Linked DNA regions of Homo sapiens: region 1 is linked to region 2. The links are chromatin loops, found by intact Hi-C in ENCODE. Cell type or tissue: PC-9. All regions are shown on one strand.

Region 1 (8,000 bases), 89 kb before region 2:
AATTTGACCACTCGACTCAGCCATCACTGACATTGAAATCCCTTCTTTCATCTATGGCTGCACCTAAGCTCACCCTGTAGGGTTGCCAGAAAAAACACAGGATGCCTGGCTAAATTTGAATTTCAAATAAAAAATAAATAACTTTTTAGTATCAGTATGTCCCATGAAATATTTAGGGGCATATGGATACTAAAAAAAGATGATTCATTGTCTATCTGAAATTCGATTTTAACTGAGTGTCCTGTATTTTTGTTTGCTCAATCTGGCAACCGTACCACCTGGCCACAGAGGGAGGGGGAGGCCTCAGGGCACCCTAGCTGGGACTTGGCCCCATTAATGGCTATGATTATGATTTGTTTATTGGCAACCGCTCTGTGCCGGGCACCGTGCTGAGCTCTTGGCCTCCACCTTCTTGCCTTTCATCCTCACAAGCATTTTTCACATGTGGAAACAGAGGGAGCTGAGAGGGGAAGCGACTTGCCCAAAGATGTGGGTCGCTGAAGCCCAAGCCTGTTATGACTCAGCCTGATGCATCTCCAGCACGGAGACATGTGGCCCCCACGTCCTGCCTGCCCCACGCAGGGTCCTCGCCAGCCACTGAGCTGCTTCACCCTCCACCTGGCGCTGATTAGATTCTTGAGATTTTCAGTCCAGTGCCTGAGCCAGCACATAAAATCTTTATTTTTCCCATCCAAATTAGTTCCTGGGGAGACCCTGTGCCCTCCCTGGCTTTTATATGCCTTGACTTGGCTCATAAAATGACAGACGTCACCCTAACAACCCCCTCCTGTTCTCCAGCGAGACGGGAGGAGTCTCTCTGCTCTTGGCTGCATTCCCCTACCTGGATCACCATGAAATGTTATTTCCAGTAGACCGAGCGACTTAACGGCTGTCATATGGCACATATCAGGCGGAATCGTCTGACTTGCTCCATCCCATCATGTTTCATGGACCATGATTAGCTGCGACATTCTAAGGCACACAGTGCAGCCTTGCCTGTGACTCCCCTTAAGAACAAATGGCTTCACCTGACTCCAGAGGCTGGCTTTTATTTTGTTCCTTCTTTTTATGTAGTCGGCCTCATGGGAGTGGGTGAGTCTGGCAGCTGCTGACCACCTCTGATCGCACTCCTAAGCCAGGCTCCATGGAACTGAAACTTCAGACTCAAGCTAGATGATTCTCTATGACTTTGCCCCAGTTATCTGAAGCCTGGTTCCAGTTTGAAAAGATAAGTTATTATGGAGATAAAGCCAATTGTGAGATAAAGCCGATGCCACCATCTCGAGACATTTGGGGATGAGTGGCTCTGGCTAATGGGCACTGAGGGCATCCTCATTCATTCATTCTGTAAATATCCACTGAGCATACTCTGTGCCTGGTATGTTAGCACCAGGGACGTATTGAGACAACTAAGACATGTTCACTGCCTTTAAGTGTTCCATCACCTAGAAGGGGTCAGAAATGTAAATGAACAGCCAACATGATCAGGGCCATTATGCAAAGACCAGAAGACCTACAGGAGGCGTCTCCGGGCCGTGGCTGGCTCCCTCTTGGCTCTCTTTGGCTCTAGGCAATGGATCAGGATTGATCTGAGCTCCTCACAGCTGCTTGTCCCTCTTGTCAGTGACTTATTTCCCAGACTCTCTTCGGTCCGGATGGCATTGCGGCACCACAAACAAGGCTTGAGCTGAAGTAGGTGGTCAATTTATAAGAAATATTTTGCTCTCCTGAAAAAGAAGGTCATGTTCATTGGCTTTCCCCTTTTCCTTTCTTGTCTTGAAAGCATCAACATGATGCTTCAAGCTGCAGCAGGTCATCCTGAGGCCATAAGGCCACCAACCTGAGGACAGAAAGTGGAAGTGCTTAGAATTCTAGAGGGGAAGGCAGGGAGAGCCTCTGTCCCTGCCGGCATGGCCAAGCCATGCCCCAGCCACACAGCACCCACCCCTCCCTGCTCGTTGTGTGAGAACAATAAACTTCTATTTGTTTAAGCCACTGTTAGTTGGGTTTCTGATACCTGCAGCCCAAAGCATTCCAATCTAATACAGAATTTAGTACATTTTATCTGGAAGGTCCTGGAAAATCTAGGCAGAGGGGGTAATAAAAAAAATGCACAAAGTCCCTTGTCCTCTAAGGTCTATAGTCAGGGGACATGTAGCCTGGAACTGTTGTCACTCATTTGTGTCCTTCTATCCTGGTAGACAGACCTCCTTGCCTTTCTGGGAGCTGAACAGCTTTAGCCTCCAGGAACCCAGGGAGGTGAAATGAGACTTCTTGCACCTGCTCAGGTTCCCGACACCTCTCTGGAGCCCCATTCTCTCCTTTCACCAAGTTAAGCTGTAAGAACGCAGCACCCACAGACAGTACCTCTCCAACCTGTGTGCTATGTGGCACCCAAGCATCTTCTCAAAATGCAGATTCTGATCTAGTTGGTCCAGGCTGGGGCCTGAGAGTCTGCATTTCTAAAAGGTTCACAGATGGTGCTGATACTGCTGACCTGGGGACCACACTTTGAGTAGCAAGGTTGTGGAGGGTGGCCAGCTGCTTCTAGGACTATCCTGCTGTGGTCAGTACTGCCCTTCTACCCTTGGAAGCAAAGTCCAGTCGAGTATTCTTTACTCCAGCCCACCTAGCTGGAATGCCCACGTTCTGATTTTTTAAAATTATGCCCTTCTGCAGTCGGATGGGACTTCTCAATTTTGGATTCAAAATCAACTCCCTGGGCTTTGCATAGACTCAGAGTGACCAAGTGTCCTGGTTTGCCCAGAATGAAGGGCTCCTGGGGATGTGGGACTTTTCAGTACCAAAACCAGGAAAGTCCCCTGTGAACCGAGAAGAGCTGATCATCCTATATAGGTTGAAGGCTGTTCAATTAGAGGGAAGGCAAGATGACTCAGGAAGGCCTTGGCACCCAACAGTGTGAGCGCCCAGTGGTATCAGCCAGGGCTTAGTGAGCACCAGGCTAAGTGTGGGCATTAGTCACAGTGCTCCACGCCAGTGAAGTGCGGCAAGCCTACTCTTTGGGATTTTCTCTGTCATCCCAGACCTGGGTCTGGAGGCTTGGATTGTGGGGAACAGAAACAGCGAGCTCCCCACCTCCCTGGCCTTGCTGTTGCCATGTGGGGCTGGAGAAGGCCACGCTGTCACAACTCCTCATGAAGCAGTGAAGACTTGGGCTGGGACAGAATGAGGTCATGGGTCCTGGGCACCTCCTGGGTTTGCTGGGGCCTCCCCCGCCTTCCACCAGCCCTAGGCGGTTAATGACTCGCTCAGCTCCTTAACTAAAAAAATGTGTGCTGGCTCCCAGCTGAATGCCTTTAATTTGTCTCATTTGTGCCTGAAGCACTGGGTGTGGACAAACCGAAGTTAAGCAAAAAGGCTATTACCATAATGCGATGGCCCTCTGGCAACGTCTCTTCTGAAACTCCGTCCTCTCCCTAACAAGACAGGCTGGCAAGGAGGGCATGCTAACTCCAAGCACTGGCCCGCCTCTGCCTGTGGACTGGTTTTATTTTGTGGCTCTTAATAGTGGTTTTGTGGTTTTAAGAAGTGGCTGACCTTTAAAAATGGGAAGATTTCAAATAAAAATGTATATTTCTAATCACTCTTAAAAAATCCAGCAGCACTGAATCCACCTTCTGACATAGGAACAATTAGCTGGGGAACAAGGACAGGCTGCCCTGGTGGGTGCAGTGGGGGTAGGGTGGGGTGGGAGTCCCTCAGGCAGCCTGGCCCCTGTGACTTGGCGCAGGTGCTTTTCCAAATCATTTCTTGTCTTATTTTATTAAGTGAGAAATACTAAGGATGCTATTCGTTCTGTTATCAGCACATTATCAGTATTGGAGTCAGTTTCAGAAGTAATTTCTGATTCACTTGCCTTCCGAAGACAGGGCTTCCCACACACGCAGGACCTTGGACCAAAGCAGGACAAGAAGCATTTGAAGTCCTGGAGTAGAACTTCAGAATTAAAGTCTTACATCATTTTCATCATTGTAAAAAAATGTGCATTCATTGTGAAAATGGGTGTGAATTTTTCATAGCAGTATTTGGAGGAACATAATGAGTAGCCGTTAAAGGAGTGACTATCCCATGTTTCCTCTGGGCATTGTAAGAAGCTCTCCAGAAAACGTGAGCCAGCAGCTCTGACGTCTTTCCCGATGCAGTTTTTCAACAGGAAATGTTCATTCAGGCATTTGTGGGGGTGATGTCTGCTCAAATAAGTGTTGCAAAGACACAGTTCTTGGAAGGCAAAACTGAAGCAAGTGAAGGATCAGGCTCATCTCATTACCTGATTTGTTATTTTTATTGTAGAAGCAAAATTTAATGGCATGAAAAATATGGTAATATACAGATACATGAAAATTAACAGGTTATAAAACCATACACAGTGCACGTTATCATTACAAGTAGGTGTATATTTAAATGTGTTTGTAAAAAGAAACATGAAAAGCTGCATGTCAAAATGCATTTAGTAGGTTTTATTGGTGGATAGTTGGATTATGTTTTCTTTTTATTCTCATTTTTTAAAGGAGCTTGATAGTCAATTCTGTTTCCCAGGTTAAGTTTCCTTCAAACTGTTCAACGGAAATTAGCAAATGCTTACCAAGGACCCAGGATGAGTCCTTAGTATGTGCCAGAGATGGTCAGGAACAACAGCTATCATAATGATGACAGCGTTATGATGACGGCATTACTAGTTAGGACTATGTTGGGCTGTATGTCAGAGAAATTGATCTTTAATCCTCCCACCTGCTTCATACCATGAAGCCCAGACACAGGCAATCCAAATAGTGGCTCCACAGTGCTACTGAAACCCAGCCACCTTCTTTCTCTCCTCTTACCCATCCTTCCACTGTGCTTTTCATCCCCACCAGAACAAAATGGCTGCTTTGTCTCCAGACATCACATCCAGAGTCCAAGAAGAAAGAAGGGAGGAAAGGAAAGAAAGGACATTCTAAAATCTTTTTTTTTTTTTTCTATTGAGGAGAGAAAGCTGCCAAAGGATTGTGACCATGGTCACATGGTCATTTCTGGTTTCCAGGAGGTCTGGGAAGGCGAACGTTGTTGAACAGGCACATCTACTAAGGTGCCTATTGTGAAACGCAATTTACTGCTTGAATAAAATTGAGATTCTGTTAGTGAAGAAGAAAAAGAAAGTGGATATTGGTGGAGGACCTTGCAGTGTTCACCCCAAATAACAATGGTGGTCATATCATTTTCTGTGAGTTTTACTGCATGCTAAGAACTGTGCTGGATGCATTAATGTTTTGTGTCAAACATTAATAACTATTATTATTATGATTTCAGACCACAGAAAAAGAAACAGAGGCTCAGAAAGGTGAAGCCAATTGCCTGAAGCCACACAGAATATCAGCTGGAGTCAGGATTCTAACACCATCCCATGTGAGTTTAGACATGTGCACGTAATCCCCAGGACATACCAAAAGAAACAGGCATTCAATATATCAAGGGATAGCCATTTCTCCCAGAGCCCAGTGGGCTGTGGCTCTTGTGTCCCTTAAGACCAGTGCTTCTCGAACTGTAATGTGCATCGGGTCACCTGGGCATCCTATTAAAATGCAGGTTATGGTTCCTGGCCGGGCCTGAGATTTTGCATTCCTAACAAGCTCCCAGGCGATGCCCATGCTTGTAGTCTGTGGACAGCACTTTGAATGCCTGAAACCACCTCCCAGACATGTCCCGCCTTCCTGGAGCTGGCCTCCTGGTTTCAGACGTGTGGGCAATTGGTGCTGAGATCATTCAGGGCACGTAAGGAATGCGCACAAATGCAGAGCTCCAGGGAAGAAAAGTCACAGCACAGGACCCAATAGGAAAACTGCCATTTGGGGAGACCAAGCCAAGGAGCGCTTTGCTCCTGCTGCTTTTCTCAAGGAAGAGCTTGCTTCCTGCAGTAAGTGAAGTCTAGGGTGCAAGGACAAATGATGTACCTCAGACCCAGAGGATTCATTAAGATTTTGATGCTCCTAGAAAATTGGCTCCATCGTCCATGTCTCAGGAACTGGGGGGTTGTGACTTTTTTTCTTTGGTGGTAGGATGACGATGGTGATGATGATGATGGTGATGATGACAAAGATGACTATGAAGAAGCAGTAGAAGGAGATTTGGAAGAGGGAGTAGAGGAAGGGGAGGAGGAGGAGCAAGGTCATCAGAGTTTGTTGAACACTTACTACATGCCTGATCTCATTTAACCCTTAGACTCACCTGGTGAGGGTTGTACTACATTTATTCCCATTTTACAGACGAGGAAACCAAGCTTCAAGGAAGCTGAGTCTCCTGTCCAAGCCCACGCAGTTGGCAAGTTGCAGATCTGGAGTAGAGTACAAAACTCTCTCATCTGTGTCTCCAAGACACCATGACCCATCATGGCTTCCTTCTGCTGGTTCAGGCGTAGTCTCAGAATTTTTCCTGCGCCATTGCCCGCGCCACCCCATCAACCCCATCTGTTGCAGGTAGCTGATGCTATCTACTGCCAGCCTGGAGCCAGGCTAAGAGGAAGAGAAAGAAGAAAATGCCTGCAGAAACATTCTATGTAAAGAACACTTTGGGATCAGAAAAAGAAGCGCGCCCGTGTTTCACTTGCAGCCTCACCCTGCACTAGGTACAGCCAGTTCTGCTCTGAGGCTTGTCTTGAAAATACAAATTTGTTCTAGTGTGATTGACATGTTAGTGGTAATTTGAGCGTGATGCGAATTTGGTTTTTACCTATATGTGATTTTGTCCTCAGGAAATGCTAGGCCAATGCAGAAAACTACATCCTGCTTGGCAAGCCCTGCAGGACACACACACACACACACAAGCATGTGCACACACACGTGGCCCTTCAACGTCACCTCAGCTGTGGGTTAGGAGCCACACCTGTCCACACCTGGTGTTACAACCATCTGCTCCATTTCAGGTAACCCTCCTTCCTCCACTGCACAATCACTTAGAAACTGTAACTCTTCTTGGGCCCAGGTGCACAGGTAAATTCGGATCTTTCCCAAGGTAAGTGCCATGTTTACCTTCGTGTTTATGCATTTCCTATGCATTTAACGTGTGTAAAATGGTGCTATCATTTTATTCAGCTTCTGTCTTTGTTTTCAATGTTACTGGTAATATTTTGAGTGTTGTGCTCCTAACCCCATTCTTGCCACAGGCCCTGCATGCTACCGTGATTTTTAGGAACCCTATGTCACCTCACAGATCTGAGCATATATGAGTTGGGCTCGTCACCCGGCCTTCTGGGAGTCTCAGTTTCCCTATTTGTAAAATGGACATAGTAAACCCATCTCCATCTCACAGAGGATAGTAAAAAGAGCCCTGGCCTTGGAGTCTGGGGGCTGGGCCACAGGTCAGGCTTCAAGACCCCCTGGGCCACGTTGGGGACTTGGGTTCCTGAGATCCAATCTCTGAGCATCAGCTTCACTGTCTGTCGCAGAAGCACCATTTCCCCACCTTGTCCACCTCACAGAACAGCCAGGTGGCTTAGAGGTGAGCTCTCAAATGTCAACAGGCTTTGCAAACTCCAGTGGTCAGCATTATGTGAGTAGTTCAGTCTTTCCACAGGGATCTCTGGGGCCTCGGGTCACAGCAGACCAGAACTTGACCTGGAGGCTGGTGTCCCCCAAACTGCTGTATGGACCCTGCAACAGCTGGGGAGTCCTCGTCTCAACAGCCCTGCTGTCTCCCACTGAGGTCATCTGCTGGCCCTCCTGGTGGCCCTGTGAGGAAGCCAGGAGTCACTGATGCTGCTCTATCGACGGCGACAGATGGATCACAGCTGATAAGTGACTTGCCCAGAGTTTTGCAGCTTGGAACTCACAGAGCAGAAGCTGGGAATCAGGTGGGGAAGCACCCAGCTCTCTGCTTCTCCTAAGCCAAGCTCTGCAGCGAGGTCCTGCTTCCCTCGGGACTCCTCTTTCAGCATGACATGAACTCATTTTGAATGTAAAGGCAATGTCAAAGCCCTACAGCTATTTATACCAGAGCATGTGTTTATT
Region 2 (8,000 bases):
GAAATAAGGGGAAAAGATTACCATGTGAAGAGCTTCCCGAATCATACTAGAACGTTGTCTAACAAGCCTGAATAAAAGTTATCTGACTTTCTGGTGTAACTTTGTTTTCTAACCATTACTATTGATCAGAGCCCAGGCTCTGAAAAGTTAAAGGCTGACTTGTGGGAGATTGGTAAGTAGGAAATGATGGCGTGTCAAGAAGAGATGCAAATGATTAACATCCGATAGAAAAGATAACCTGAGTTTACAAATTGTTTTGGCTCTGAAGGACGCAGGAGACAAACCAGCTTTGTACTGAACATTTCCTCAGTTCTCTCCATCCTCTTTTGAGTCAGCTTTGTCATTATGCTGGTTCCTTCATTAATGAATAAAGCAATCTTGGCATGTACTCACCGTGTGCTTAGATGAGAATTCTGTTTTCGACATTTTTGAATCTTATGCTTTGACATCAGCCCCATTCCCCAGTCCCTTTGGCAATGAACTTGTTTGATCCTCTCTAGGTTATTCCAAATGAGAACTCAAGGCACGTAGCTATCATCATGTCAGCTTCTTTTGATTCTATCTCCTTTTTAATCTCTGATAATTTTCAGAACTCAAATTGCGATTGCAAGTGTAGCCCAGATCATTTCTATGCTGCATAAGGCTCAGCCTCTGCTCCTCAAAGAAAGACAGCTAAATAATCAAAAGGAAATGAAATGTACTTCCAATTTCTACTTGCATTTTCAAAGGAGATTAAAGGGATCCAAATCACAACACCCCCACCCCCGGGCACTTCTGAAAAATTCTTTTTGCCTCCTCTCCTAGCCTCTCTCCCCCAGCAACTACCTCAGAGCCCATAGCTCAGCAAGGCTTCAGGATTCTCTCTTTGCTCTAATTCTCATGAACGCACTCTTCGGGGGCCTATGTGAAGAACGCTTTTGATTGCAAGCAACAGAAAACTGACAAACACTGGTTTTAGCCGTAAGAATATTTATTGCTCATGTAACCAGATGCCCAGAAGTACAGGGTCACAGGGCATGTTCAGACGGCAACAGTATCATCAAGAATCCAGACTTCCTCATTCTTCCACCCAGTGAAATTTTATTGTCATGCTTCTTGTCTCATGGTCACCACATGGATGCTTCAATTCCAGACATCAGGCCCTTGCATGCAGCATCTCCAGCAGGAGGGACAGGGCAGGGACCAAGGAGCCGCTCCTCAAAAGACTATCTTTCATCCAGAAAGAAATCCTTCCCAGATGCAACCCTTCTTCTCTTCTCACATCTAAAACTGGGTCCCATGGCCATACCGACTTATAAGGGAGGCTTGGAAACCAAGTACAGTTGACCCTGAACAATGAGGAGTGAGGGGTGCTGACTCCCTGTGCAGTCAAAAAATTGCATATAACTTTTGACTTCCCCAAAACTTAACTATTAATAGCTTACTGTTGGCCAGAAGCCATACCCGTAACATAAACAGTTGATTAACATGTATTTGCACGTTATATGCATTCAACACCGTATTCTTACAATAAAATAAGCTAGAGAAAAGAAAATGTTGTTAAAAGACTCATAAGGAAGAGAAAATATATCTGCTATTGATTAAGTGGAAATGGATCATCCTAAAGGTCTTCATCCTACTCACAGTGAGTAGGCTCAGGAGGAGGAGGGGGAGGAGGCATTGGTCTTGCTGTCCCAGAGGTGGCAGAGAGAGAAACTCCACATATAAGTGGACCCCCCAGTTCAAACTGGTGCTGTTCAGGGGTCATCTGTATTTGATAAAGTAGAAAAGAATTGTCTTAGCTGTCTTAGACCAATCAGGACTCATTCCCTGGGACTGGGAACATCGCAGGCCCTTATGACTGGGGTTGTTTGCCTGGAAGCAGGAGGGGAGCTGGAGGGATTGGCCGTTGGGGAAGCAACTATAGGCTGTCAATAACAGCCTTTAGTTTAAAGCTGGGGAAGCAACTATAAAACAAGAGGCAAGTTTACATAAGCCAGACAACAAAACAAAGCATGGGGTGTCTTTTCAGGGAAAATCACTGGGGTTGGGGAGGTGGGGGCTCAACTCGCCACCTGCTGCACCTCTCTGTGGCCTTTCAGTACGCTGGCTCAGCACTATGCCACAGAAAGGCCCTGGATTAAGACATTGGAGGTGGGACCCCTCCAGATGCCATCACCTCTGTCCACCTGGGACAGACCAGGCAGGAGCTAGGATGCATCTCTACAGTCAAGGAAGCCACCGTGCTTAGCGCACTCACTCTGCACCCAGCGTCGAGCTGACAGGCACACACATATCCATCTATTTCTCAAAACGAATGCACGAAAAAGATGCAAATTTTCCCAGTTTTACGAATGGAGGAAAAAGGTTAGAGAAGTTAAGGGACGTGCTCAAGATTAGCTAGCAAGTAAGTGGCTGTGCTGAGAGTTGGCCAAGGTCTACAGAACTTCAGAGCTTGTTTTGGGTTTCATTTTTTCTTAAACCCTTAATACCTGTTGTTTCTCTTAGCAAGTGGACCACACACTAACTTAGCAAGGTGAAGGCATGGACAGTAAGTGGGCGCTGGGTCTCAGGGTGGACCAGGCCTTGCTCCTGGTGATGGGGGCCTCACCTAGCACACACCCCATCTCCTGTGGAGATTGCCAAGTCCCAAGGCTTCCTGCCTTCCTCAGAGGCCCTGGAATCCATTCCATCACCAAACCAGAAGCCATCCATCCAGAGGGGAATTTCATCCTAGGCAGTGGTCTGTCATCCAGGGTCAGCAACGAGGTCCCAGAGCAACGACGGAGGCTGTGGGGTGAACGAGGTATTTTAACATCAGGAGAATCCTTCCAGGCCCCATTTGGACTGAGTTCTGATGGTCTCTGAGGGGGCTGTATTTTGGGAGATCCCATCACTGTCAGGACAGGCCAAATGCCTTGGGACCTGGCAAGGCTGTGGTTCTGTGGAGCAAGAAGGGGCTACTCTGGTCCGGCTTGATTTCCTTCTGCTCTGGCCACCTAGGAAAGGCAGTTGTGTGCTAGTGAAAACCATCAGCTTTGGACCCCTGGGATCAAGGCCCCGTTCTTCCCCTCCCCAGCCACATGACCTTGGGCAAATCATTTGACCTCTCAGCCTGTTTCTTTACCTGTAGACAGGGATGGTAACAACTTCATCATTGGGAAGCTGCAAATTTAAAAGAACCAGTGGGAGAAAAGCCCTACATAGTACAGGCGTGCAATTCAGAAACTGACCAGCATTACTGCTGGGGCTGAAATGGTTGCTTGTGGTTAATCTGTGGTTAGGTAAACCATGCAATGAATCACTTAGAGCTCTTCCCCCACTCTACCCTACCTTCTCTCCTTTCTGTGCCCTTAATCCTCTCTTTTAGCCACTCCTGTGGTGCTGGTATTTGTCTCCTGGGAGGATGTGTGCTGAGTATAGTGAATAGAACCAACCCATATTCCAGAATCCTCTTCCAGAATCTTCTAGAATCTTCCAGAATCCTCTAGAACCCCAGCCCCTCTGCTCATTTGTGGTGACACCTTGGGCAAGTTTCTTTACTTCTCTGCACATCAACTTTCTTTTCTTTTAAGAGGGCAAAATGTCTCTGTTGGAGGAGCAGGAGGTTTGGAGAATGAAATGTGAGGACCCTTAAGCACCTTGCTGGCTTCCAGCCTGTCACTGAGACTCCAGCCAATCTCTCCACAGCCTTCTGCCAAACTCACACCTTGGTCAGAATTTAGGACTCAGGGACCCAGCTCTATAAGGAATTGTCAGATGGTTAGCTTGTCATAAATACGGGAGGGAGGAGAGGCCTGGGCATTTAGGAAGTTTTCCCTTCACTGTGCTCTCCAGGAAGTGGATGCCCATGCTGAGGTCCCTATGCACTGGCACTGCCTGGGACTGGGATTTGGAGATGTCAGCAGAGGAAAGCAAAGGTTCCTCTTCCAGCAAAGCATCTCCTAGCATCTCTGCACCTGTCTGAGGGCCTGGCTCTAAACCTGCTCCAGTGTGGGCTGTACAGGCAGATTTATTTGTGTGGAAAATTAAAACTTCATGTTGACTTCTGTATATTTTCCTGACTGTGTCATTCAAGGATTTGTAAAAGACCTTGAATTAAATCTGCTGTATTATGAGCTAGGGGAGGAAGACAAGAGGGAGTGATGGAGTGGGTGTGAGTTCCCTACTCTCCACAAAGCCGGTCTGCCCTGAAGTCACCAATGCATCACAGCCCAGCACGCCAGCCCAGGGACCCTTGGTCTGCCACCCTGAGACCTCCAGACATTTATTCTGTGCCCTCCATTTCTGCTTCCCTCCGACTCACCTTATGCCCCTCACACAAGGCTGGACACAATGATAACCTGTTGAATGATGATTTGGGGGTAGGGGGATGTGTACAAGACACTTTCATACGGGTGTGAAATTGCTGGAGAGAAATCCTAGGACATAGAGACAGTCTTTGTTAGTCCCACTACAAGGGCTCCAGGAATCTTACCAAAGTCTAAAGCTGTGGTAACCAGTACTTGTGGCTATTTAAATTTAAATGCATTGAAATGAAATAAAATTTAAAATTCAGTTCCTCCATCATAGATGTTTCAAGTATTCCATAGCCACCTGCGCCTGGTGGCTGCTGTCCTGGACAATATATACAGAAAGAACAGTGTCATGAGCACAGAAAGTTCTATCAGGGCTGGACACGGTAGATCACACCTATAATCCCAGCACTTTGGGAGGCTGAGGCAGGAGGATCACTTGAAGCCAGGAGTTTGAGATCAGCCAGGGCAACAAAGTGAGTCCCCATCTCTACAAAAAAAGGAAAAGAAAATTAGCCGGGCATGGTGACACATGGCTGTAGTCCCAGCTACTCGGGAGGCTGAGGTAGGAGGATCGCTGGACCCAGGAGGTTGAGGCTGCAGTGAGACAAGATTGCGCTCCAGCTCCATCAAAAAAAGAGTCGAGATTTTTTTTTGTGACAGAGCATGACCCTGTCTCAAAAAAAAAAAAAAAAAAAGAAAGAAGTTACATTGTGTTAGAGGAAAGCCCTGATTTTTTTTTTGAATTAAAGATTCTATTGGTGTTTCTTGCGTAAAAACAATGACACTATTTGTCAAACCATTTAGAAAACACAGAATAGCACAAAAGAGAGTAGAGAGGGACCCAGGTTTGGCTGCAGGCTTAGCAGCTTGCTGCACCCCAGGGCCCTCAGCACAGACCCAGGATGGGCAGAGGAGTAGACGCAGATGTTCTGCAGCTACTGACGTTGCCAAGGCGGGGCAGAGGATGCCAGGCAGGAGGAGGACCAACACCTGAAGCCCCTGCCCCAACACTTGAGGGACCCTGTGAAGGGCTCGAGGCCCTGTGGGTGAAGGGAAGTCTTAGTCAAGACCCAGACAGAAAAATGGAGTCCAATGATGGACGTGCATGCCAAAATCTCCATATAAAGGTGGCAGAAGAGCTGGAAAGCCAAGCCCCAGGGCAGTGAGAGCAACACAGATGAGCAACAGCAGGAAGTCCCCACTGCCCCTGGGCTAGCAGGACAAAGGGAGGAACTGTGTTGTCTGAGCCCCCAGCTGTGAGCTGAGGCTGCCTATGGGGAGCTGGAGCCACAGAGGAGACTCACCCACTGCCGACTGAAAGAGGGGGACACACCTGGGTGTCTCCTCCCTCCCTCCCCTCAACCTTCCTCTGGGGCCTCCCCTTGGCAGAGCACAGAGGGAAACGAGTGGGAGGAAGGGTGGCCTGGGAAACGTGGTTCTCAGGGGAAGAGAAAGGGAGGGTGTGGGAGCCAGCAGTCTCCTGTGTTCTGTGCTCGAGACAGAAATGTGTCCCCCCAAAATTTCTATATTAAAGCCCTAACCCCAATCTAACCGTGTGTTAAGACTGAACTTTTTGGAGGTAAAGTTCAGTGAGCTCATAAGGGTGAGGTCCTCATCTGATAGGGCTGGTGGCCTTGGTGGTGGAGACCTTGCTCTCACGTTAAGCACAGACCCAGGAAAGGTCACATGAGCCACAGCGAGGGGGCAGCAATATGCAAACCAGGAAGAGGGTCCTCACCAGAACCCTGCCACGCTGGCACCCTGATCTCGGACTTCCAGCCTCCAGAACCATGAAAAAATGCATTTCTGTGGTTTAAGCCACCCAGCCTATGGCATTCTTTTATGGCAGCCTGAGCCAACTAAGCCATATTGCAATTCTGATAATACAACCCCACAAACTCGATGTGCTGGGAGGAGTCATGGTCCCAGCTGTGGTTTGGACATGGCTAGTTTGTCCCCAAGTCTCGTATTGAAATCTGATCCGTGGTGTTGGAGGTGGGGCCTGGTGGAAGGTCTTTGGGTCATGAGGGCAATGCCCTTCTTCGAGGAGAGAGCTCTGCTCTGTTAGTCCCCGTGAGCACTAGTTGTTGAAAAGAGTGTAGGACCACCTCCACCCATTGTTACTGCTCACTGTCTCTCCCTGTCTCTCTCTCGCTTTTCCATTGGTTGGGTGGAGAATTGCTGCACTCAGTCATTGTGTGATTTCTGCACACATCAGCTCTCCTTCCCTTTCTGCCATGAGTAGAAGCAGCTTGTGGCCTCCCCAGAAGCGGATGCTGGTGCCATGCTTCTTGTACAGCCGTGGAACTATAAGCCTAATAAAGCTCTTTTCTTTATAAATTACCTGCCTTCAGGTATTCTTTTATAGCAAAGTAAGTGCACTAAGACCATCCCCAAAGATGTCTGCATTCTGACCCCCAAAACTGTAACTATGCCACCTTTTAAGGCAAAGGGGGCCTTGCAGGTGTAATTAGGGTAAGGAGCTGGAGGGGGAGACTCTCCTGGATTATCTGGGTGAGTACAGTGTAATCACAGGGATCCTAATAAGGGAAGTGGTGGGCCAGGAGGTCAATGTCAGAGAGAGACATCGGAATGGCAGCAGAGGTTGGAGTGATGAGCTTGCTGGATTTGGAGATAGAGGAGGGGCCATGAGGCAAGTAGTACAAGCAAACTCTAGAAGCTGGAAAAGACGAGGAAACGGATTTCTCCCTTAGAGCCTCAGAAGGAACACAGCCCTGCCAACACAATTTTAGCCCGATGAGACTCCATTTCAGACTTCCAGAACCGTAAAAGAGGAAATGTGTGTTGCTTTAAGCTAAGTCGTGGTCAGTTGTTACAATGGCAAGAAGAAACTCATACACAGGCAAATTCTGGTAAGCCTGCAAGTCCGCGCTCTTCACCAGGTGTGGTGCTCCATCTCTACCCTGGAAGAGCCACAGACTAGCAGAAAAGGAATGTCTTTCTAGTTCTAGGTCCCTAGAACCTTGTATTCCATGGGCGTTTGATGCTTGCTTGCTCAGCAGGTGAACAGCTCAGCATGTGAGCAGCTCAGCATGTGATCCTCCAGCAAACCTGGGAGGCAGTAGTGGCAGGGAAGAGTGGCTAAGGTGACATAGCCAAAAGGCATGCAGTCCGGGGCTGGAAGTCCTAGCTCACCTACCTACTAGCTGTGTGACCTTGGGAAAGACACTCACCCTCTCTGAGTCTTAGCTGTTCCATTGGTTAGGGGGGATTACAGTCATTCCTGCCCCACATGGCCGCCATGAGGTGAGGCCTCCTCTCGTTGATGGGCATTCCTTGGTTGTCTGCTATGTGCCCAGGTCTAGGTGCTGAGGAGACAGTGCTGTTCCAGAAACCAGACTCGTTCCTGGCCTTTGGGGAGCCCGTGCTCTGGCAGGTAAAATGAAAGAACATTGTCAAACACTAAGCACAGTACTAGGTACACAATAGGTGCTCAAGCAATGCTGCCCTTGACCTCCTCAATGAAGAAACAACAGAGGTTTCAGAGGCTTGCCAAAGTCAAAGCGAGCTGGTGCAAGTCATTGTTTGAATTCAGGTTTTCTAACTGCAGTCTCTGGGGCAGCGGCCTGTCGGGGCAGAGTGGTAGAGGGTGGGAGCAGGTAAGGGAGATGGAGCCTGGAGAAAGGGCTTTGCTCACATTTTTAATGCAATTTGGCCCTTAGGCTCTGGTTGGATTTTAGCTTACTAGGGACTGGGTTGACC

The links. Hi-C counts contacts between places; a loop is a spot of excess contacts. Peaks named below come from ENCODE experiments on the same cell type or tissue, not always from the same donor. Only the 100,000 strongest peaks of a DNase experiment are listed, where the experiment ranks them.
Region 1: it touches region 2 in a loop (4-fold over the local background); 2 of 110 quality-filtered maps call a loop at or near these places.

The regions. Positions count from the first base shown.
Region 1 is chr20:57,986,706-57,994,705 of GRCh38, reverse strand. It overlaps LOC105372693 (a long non-coding RNA gene), which reads left to right. Exons shown (of 6, transcript XR_007067678.1): 3 at 5,308-5,403; 4 at 6,471-6,619; 5 at 6,917-7,005; 6 at 7,567-8,000. Among named protein-coding and RNA genes, the nearest start is that of LINC01742, 13 kb to the left of the region's middle. In PC-9, no CTCF peak of the experiment used is centred here; DNase peaks (open chromatin) are centred at 2,925, 3,315 and 4,055; H3K27ac peaks cover 3,067 bases.
Region 2 is chr20:57,897,936-57,905,935 of GRCh38, reverse strand. No RefSeq gene overlaps it. Among named protein-coding and RNA genes, the nearest start is that of LINC01742, 100 kb to the left of the region's middle. RefSeq lists enhancers at 4,754-5,381, 5,382-6,011. In PC-9, a CTCF peak has its summit at 3,197; DNase peaks (open chromatin) are centred at 3,275 and 5,485.